Regions from separate parts of the Mus musculus genome. Here all the other regions are linked to region 3. Evidence: chromatin loops called from intact Hi-C (ENCODE). Cell type or tissue: left cerebral cortex. All regions are shown on one strand.

Region 1 (2,500 bases), 1.5 Mb after region 3:
TATGGGAGCTGAGCGGAATGACAAGGAAGGAACAGGGTGAAGAGGGAAGGACTTCATGCCAACAAGCCAAGCTGCCAGCCTCCATTGTATAATCATTAGCTGACTGCTGGAAGCTCCTGTCCCCTAAAGATTTGGGGGAAGAGAGAGCAACGACTAGAATCTATCAAATGGGGTGCACTTGTGAACAGATTTGAATTAAAGAATTATTGGTCTCTTCCCTGGCTAAGCTGGGGAGTAGAAAGAGTATGTAGGAAAAAATAGAGAAACACTCCCCCCTGCTGCCTGTATGCTGGATAGCAATATAGATAATAAAAAAAAGAGAGGATAGATTCACCTTCTCAGAAAAACATCCTCTAAATGTTTGCAAAGAATACCTTCTGAGCAGATATTTAAATTTGTGTAGAATGTTGTCCCTGTTTAAAAGCTTTTTTTTTTTAAACCTATGAGGGTTGTACAAATAATGATAAGATTTTGTTACAAGGGTTATGCTCTTTGCAGGACATTTTATTATTTATTGCATTATTTGGACAAAAAAAAATGGTCCTCAGTCAAAATGACAAAATCACGGTGAATTAAAACTCTTGTTTCTGCCCAGAACACTTTGGGATGCAAATGTCCCCTACCTACATTTGTTGGTGGTGTTGGTGGAGTTGATGGTGTTGGTAGTGTTATGTTCTTTTTCCTGGTATCCACACTGATGAAAAGCTCTTATCTCTGTGAACTGCAGCATAGCCAAGCTTTGATTTCACTGAACTTTAGAGGCCAATGCTCAGAATTAGAAAAGCTTAATACCACCAAGCTTTCTCTTAAAAAGCCAAAGTAGAAGGAAAAAGTCCTTTTGTTTCTGCTGAAGTGTTCCTGTAAAGGACAGAGGCAAACACTAACAGCACTGACTTTTAGCTCCGTGGATGCCACTGATACGGGTACCTCCCGAAGATGGCAGGTCTGCCAGCCCTTGATGCAACCCAGGTTTGGCTTATTGTATTCCAGAGAGGTAGAAAATTGTCTTCCAACGTAGAGAGTGTGCCAGCAGGCTTGCCAAGGTCAAAGAAAAATTGAATTACCCACAACAAACACTCACCACACAATCGAATTACACTAATCAGAAAAACATTTGATCTTGCAACTGACTTTTCCAGAAAACTTACCTTTGAATCACTCTGAGCCACATGTCAGCATCCTGTTGACCAAGTTCTTCTAATAGCCAGCATCTTAAAATAGCAAGTCGGTTAAGACTTGCCTGTCTACCCACATCCTTTTGGCTCCCCCCAGTGGCCACCTTCAGTCATAGCTGGCAATTTCCACACAGATTTCTTACCATTAAGAACGTAGGGGAATCACCATCCCTGACCTCAAGCTGTACTACAGAGCAATTGTGATTAAAACTGAATGGTATTGGTATAGCGACAGGCAGGTAAATCAATGGAATAGGATTTAAGACCCAGAAATGAACCCACACACCTATGGTCACTTGATCTTTGACAAAGGAGCTAAAACCATCCAGTGGGAAAAAAAGACAGCATTTTCAACAAATGGTGCTGGTTCAACTGGCAGTCAACATGTAGAAGAATGCAAATTGGTCCATTCTTATCTCCCTGTACAAACTTCAAGTCCAAATGGATCAAGGACCTCCACATAAAACCAGATACACTGAATCTAATAGAAGAGAAAGTGGGGGAACGCCTCCAACACATGGGCACAGGGGAAAACTTCCTGAACAGAACACCAATGTCATATGCTCTAAGATCAAGAATCAGCAAATGGGACCTCATAAAATTGCTTCTTATAAAATTGCTTACCTTATAAAATATAAAGCAAAGGACACTGTCAATAGGACAAAAAGGTAACCAACACATTGGGAAAAGATCTTTACAAACCCTACATCTGATAGAAGGCTAATATCCCATATATACAAAGAACTCAAGAAGTTAGACTCCAGAAAATCAAATAACCCTATTTAAAAATGGAGAACAGAGCTAAACAGAGAATTCTCAACTGAGGAAACTCAAATGGCTGAGAAACACTTAAAGAAATGTTCAACATCCTTAGTCATCAGGGAAATGCAAATCAAAACAACCCTGAGATTCCATCTCACTCCAGTCAGAATGGCTAAGATCAAAAACTCAGGTGACAGCAGATGCTGGTGAGGATGTGAAGAAAGAGGAACACTCCTCCATTGCTGGTGGGATTGCAAGCTTGTACAACCACTCTGAAAATCAGTCTGGCAGTTCCTCAGAAAATTGGACATAGTACTACCTGAGGACCCAGCAATACCACTCCTGGGCATATACTCAAAAAAATGCCCCAACATATAGCAAAGACACATGCTCCACTATGTTCATAGCAGCCTATTTATAATGGCCAGACTCTTGAACGAACACAGATGTTCCTCATCAAAGGAACGGATACAGAAAATGTGGTACATTTACACAGTGGAGTACTACTCGGCTATGAAAAACAATGACTTCATGAAAATCGCAGGCAAATGGATGGAACTAGA
Region 2 (2,500 bases), 950 kb after region 3:
AAGTGCACATTAATGCCTTTTAATAATTTCTTCATGTACACAGACGCACATACGCACACACATTAGTAGTTTTGTTTCTTAAACAAAACAAAACTAATAAGCAGCCCAATTAACCTACCCTTATTTCCAAATAGGGAAGCATGCCTTAGTTAACGTTTCTATTTTCCCAGCTAAATTAGCTGTCAGGTATCACTGGATCAGTAGAGAAAACAAAAGTTAATGGTTTGATGAAAATTTCTATCTCTTCTTTTTTATTTTAGTGGTAGACAGTGTTAATCCGGAGCACTGAATCCTTAAGATCCAATGGGGAGGGGGGCGTAGAATAAACTAGATCACTAAAGTAAAAGCAGTTCAACTGGAGCCAAGCCCATTATCCAGCAGACCTCATCTTCCACACTACCTCTTCTGTCCCTCCATTGTGGTTTCTTCCTTTGTCTTGAGACTCACCTCTTACCCATTACAACTAGTAGCTACAGTAGAAGTAAGTAGTTTCGCAGCTTTTAGATTGTTTCGTCTTATTTTGATTTATGAACCATGAAAATCAGTATGTATAATGTGACCTCTGTGTCCTGGCACCTGTGTAGTTCGCATGCTGTGGGGGAGCTCTTTGGGAAATGATTATGCCAACTCCCACCTAGCTCCCTTCTTCCATTCACTGGTTAGCTTCCAAGACCATGACTTATTAGCTAAGATCACGTTGCTTCTTCCTCCTTCAGAGCCCATGACTTTATCCTCTGAGAAACATCGATGGAAAGGTTACTGATTTTCACTTGATTGCGTGGGTAATCAGAAGCAGGGATGATATGATGGAAAGGTCATTGAGACTGAAATCGGAGAACTAAATCTGAATGTGCTTCATTACCTCTAGTCCTTAGACTCAGTCATCCCATCAATGTAAATGACAATAAAATGAGACTTGTGCCTGTTTTAAGGTTTCATTAAGGTAATGTGCGTGGAAATATGTGCTAACTGTTATGAGCTATAAAATGTCAAATATGCTTTTATTAGTTTTCAGCTTCATTCCATGCTGACATTTTATAAACACCCCCTAGAAGTGATTTAGAGGGACTCAAACTATTGTGCAATTCTTGCGCAGCTCCCTCTAGATTCAACATCATGTCTTGTACTGGACCCAAGCTGAATGGATTTAGAAGGAGCTGGTGGCATTTGGCACTACAGAGATGATATGTAAGCCCCAAGAGATTTAGAATATTACAAATCATGTCTTATTATTTATTAAGGTTAATTTGCCATTTGGAAAAGCAAGCTGGGTATTAAGTGTCTCTAAACAAAAATCTTCAATCTCTATACATCTGTAAAGAAAATTGCCTCCTGCTGGCTGCTTCCTCCCTACTTGACCTAGATCTGTTTTGAGGAGTGCCCTCTAGAGGTCTCTTAAGGTTATTATAGGCACTTTTCTAGGAAACCCGTAGGACTTAAGTAGTAAATAATTCCAGCAGTAGAATGCTGAATCTCAGCTTAAAAAAAGGAAAACCCACTTTCATTAGCATTATGAAATGTTAATTAATTTATATGAGTACCATCTATATTTTCAGTACAAAATTGGATGCAAAACCTGAAGTGCTGTTCTACTATAATCTGCTTCATTTATTACCAACCTGCAGCTAATTTTATTACTTGTTTGAGTAAAAATTTTACTTCCCCCTCTAACAATTTGGAAAAAATATTTTCACAAATATTGAATTTTGTGGAAGAATGATATGTGTCAAACATTTCTTCATATTTTCAGTTAATTTCTTTTTTGCTTCTTTTTTCTTTTTTCTTTTTGTAATGATGCTTATCACAGCAACAGAAAACAAACCAGGGCAACTTCCTTATCCAGGATGGTATCTAAGATATCATCTGATCTGACTCTTCTTTCACAGTTCAGAAACTGTTTACAGTTAAGAAACTAGCAAGGCCCTTTTAGTACTCCATAAACTACAGTATACTAACTTAAATATACCTTTCATCAGGCAAGATTTTTCCTAGCAGGAATTATTTTTCAGTTCCTTTCCATGCCTTTGTACATTGCTTAGATATCTTATCAGACAGTCCTAACTACCATCTGTGCTCTTATCTTGTACTCATGAATATATTTTAAAAATACACGAAATAATTGAACTTCATTTTATTCTTTTTGAGGTCAAACACATTTCTACATGTTAGTTAGACAATGAATATTTGGTAATTTCTTTAAAGTAATTCTAAGTTCTTAGTGATTTTCTCCATATTAACTGTCTGGAAAGATAAAACAGCTTCAGCAATTGTCATATACATGGGATGGATTCCAAATGATGGTCACAGACTTCCTTTCTGCCTGACGACCTTGGAGCTATCAAATAATTATAGCTATATTGAGATAATGTATCCTAGAACTAGAAATGATAGATAGACTTTATTATCTTGTCCGGTTTTGTTGGAAGTTTTAAATGTCACTGGTTTGAGGAAGAGAAGGACAGGAAAATAAAACTAACCAGATAATGGAAGCAACTGGTGA
Region 3 (2,500 bases):
AGTAGAGATTCGAACTAGCTCCATGTGATCTAAGGCATGGTCATGGTTTCTGCAGGGTGCCACACATAAGCTTTTCCTTTTCCTTACTCTGCACTTTTAAATGAAATTGAGATGCTTATGTGGCTTCAGAACAAAGAGATCCATGCCTTTGGTTTTATAGGTTGTGTGGGTAGTTAATATCCTGTTCTGCCATCCTGTTTCAAGTTTTATAATGAGACTGCTTTCACACACACACACACACACACACACACACACACACACACACACACACTGCTCAGTTTCCATGGTATGTGGGAAAACTCTTCTGGAATTGATGAAGGAGAGAGATGGGACTTTTTGTTCAGCTCTCCATTCTGATCCACCTCCTCTTAAATGACCTTGCAAGGTCTAGACTCATCATACTGCAGCAGCTAGAGGTTAGACAGCCCCTTGTGAGCCCCTGAGAATAAGAAATCCACCAATTTGCTTCTCAGAATTCTGTTTACTTTTTACCTCCAAGAAAAGAACACATTAGACCATCATTCTCTTATCGCCATTTCTCTGATCTCCATCCTCACTAACACAACAAGGCCTGCAGAATTCTTGGCCCAAATTGCAACTCCCATTGAATCTTGACTCTTTGGACCTCCCGTTTGGATAACAATTAATTGCCCCAAGATCAACAGCTTAGGCCAATGGATGCTGGCATTCCAGCCAAGTTTGAGCTGAGTCACTCATTTGTGTGTGGGGGGGGGGGGGGCGGGGGGGGGGTCATGGAGAGGAGGCTGTCCAACACCAGCTGATAAATCATCTTCATTGACCATTCAGTTCCATGGCATCTCTTCCAATCACCTAACCTACGAGGGAGAGCTTACTTCTTTCTTTATGAAGAAGGCAGCTGCAGATGCATGGGCTGCCTACACAGATACACATGTGCTGACAAGAGGACATGAAGCTTCTGGATTCCCATCCAATTTGTGTCTCTTATTCCTCCTTTGAGAAACGGAAGCATCTAGAGAGCAATAAAGTTCTTAGGATGAAAATCCAAAGAAAAGACAAACCTTGAACAGTACATTTAAAAGAAAAAGAAAAATGAAGAAACCACCCTTGAAGATCATCAGATAGGTACCGCTATTGCATAAGTCTGCCAGAAGATGGGGCCACGTGTACTTGTCTAAAGTCCTTTGCAAACTCCAGAGGTTGGCAGGGAAAAAGGACATATTTATACCACAGGATGCATTTAGGGTAGATTTGTGTTTGTTTGTTTGGTTGGTTAGTTGGTTGGTTTGTTTTGATTTTTTTACAGTCTCTCATCCTTTCCTTCCTTTCTTCCTCCCCATCTCCTTTCTTTTCTTTCTTCCAATCATTGTACATTCTTGGGAAACGATCAGAGAACCCCCACTTTTCTTGTATTTTTAAGTATATGTATGTAATAACAACCTCTCTAGTTTGACTTTGAAAATGAATAAAGCAAAAGCCATGCACGGCCCTTCCACTAGGCTGTCATTTCTTTCAGGTTTTTAACCCATAAAAAAATAGAAGTTGAATGACATCTACCATACACATTTGGTAGAGCCTTATTTTAAGCCATGGAGAGCCTCAGAATAAAGGTAAAACACCAGCCAACAAAGAGGTATTATCTATCTGCAGGGACTGGCCTGAGAGATTTCATTATCACACCACTCCCACATCAGGGAGGTAAAACAACAAAAGGCAGGAAGCAGGGGCCATTTGTGAATGGGCAGAGGAGGCGTTGAAAGGATGAGCTAGAAGCAGGGGGAATAAGAAGGAACAGGAAAATGGTATGTCTTATTTTCTCCAGCTTTGTAATTTACTGTATTCAACTTTTGAAACACGCTATTAAGTATCTGTTTTCTTCCTTTATTAAAGGACTAATTTCCCCCTCTTACTCAACTTCTCTGCTTTAGTCTAAAGAAAAAATTGATTGCAATAAAATACAACGATCATTTCCATGACAATATCAAGAGTTTCGAAATCAAGCTCACAACTTCTGAGCGCAATTATGTCACAGCTCCTGGAAAATTGGCCTCACAGAACAGATTGTGCTAAATCCTAAGCTTGTTCCTAATCAGGGCCCAGCATACAGAGCGCCTTTGTCAGCCGAGGGGTGATTGTGATGAGCCCTGTTGAGGCTTGGACCATCTTCTCTCAGACATCTTGGCAGTCCTGAATACCAGGAATTTACAGATTTTTGTAGCACAATTTAGTATCTGGTTTAGGTTCAAAAGCAAATGGTTTGACCATGACTAATCTTGCTTATTTTAGAACCATTGTCTGGAGAGATTCTGAGATACCTTCTCTTGTGGAAATTGTCACCTAGTTCACATACATGCACACACCAGACACATACGTACGCATACACACACACACACACACTTTAAAATACTCTGGTATTTTTCAGTACCCATGAAGTTAGAATTTGTGCAGTTGTGTATAGGACATCTCCTGGCTAGAGACACTTGTCTTGTGTCTTAGGATGTGGGCTGCCTGAAAGAAGGCT

The links. Peaks named below come from ENCODE experiments on the same cell type or tissue, not always from the same donor. Only the 100,000 strongest peaks of a DNase experiment are listed, where the experiment ranks them.
Region 1: it touches region 3 in a loop (6-fold over the local background); 16 of 42 quality-filtered maps call a loop at or near these places.
Region 2: it touches region 3 in a loop (5-fold over the local background); 8 of 42 quality-filtered maps call a loop at or near these places.

Annotation. Positions count from the first base shown.
Region 1 is chr5:41,886,694-41,889,193 of GRCm38, reverse strand. No RefSeq gene overlaps it. Among named protein-coding and RNA genes, the nearest start is that of Mir6414, 3.4 kb to the left of the region's middle. In left cerebral cortex, CTCF peaks have their summits at 266 and 1,272 (motif pointing left); DNase peaks (open chromatin) are centred at 223 and 1,261.
Region 2 is chr5:42,411,365-42,413,864 of GRCm38, reverse strand. No RefSeq gene overlaps it. Among named protein-coding and RNA genes, the nearest start is that of Gm40295, 110 kb to the left of the region's middle. In left cerebral cortex, a CTCF peak has its summit at 1,387 (motif pointing left); a DNase peak (open chromatin) is centred at 1,374.
Region 3 is chr5:43,359,136-43,361,635 of GRCm38, reverse strand. All of the region lies in intron 1 of Gm43699 (a long non-coding RNA gene), which reads right to left. Among named protein-coding and RNA genes, the nearest start is that of Gm43699, 6.1 kb to the right of the region's middle. In left cerebral cortex, a CTCF peak has its summit at 1,132 (motif pointing right); DNase peaks (open chromatin) are centred at 1,130 and 2,138; H3K27ac peaks cover 1,307 bases.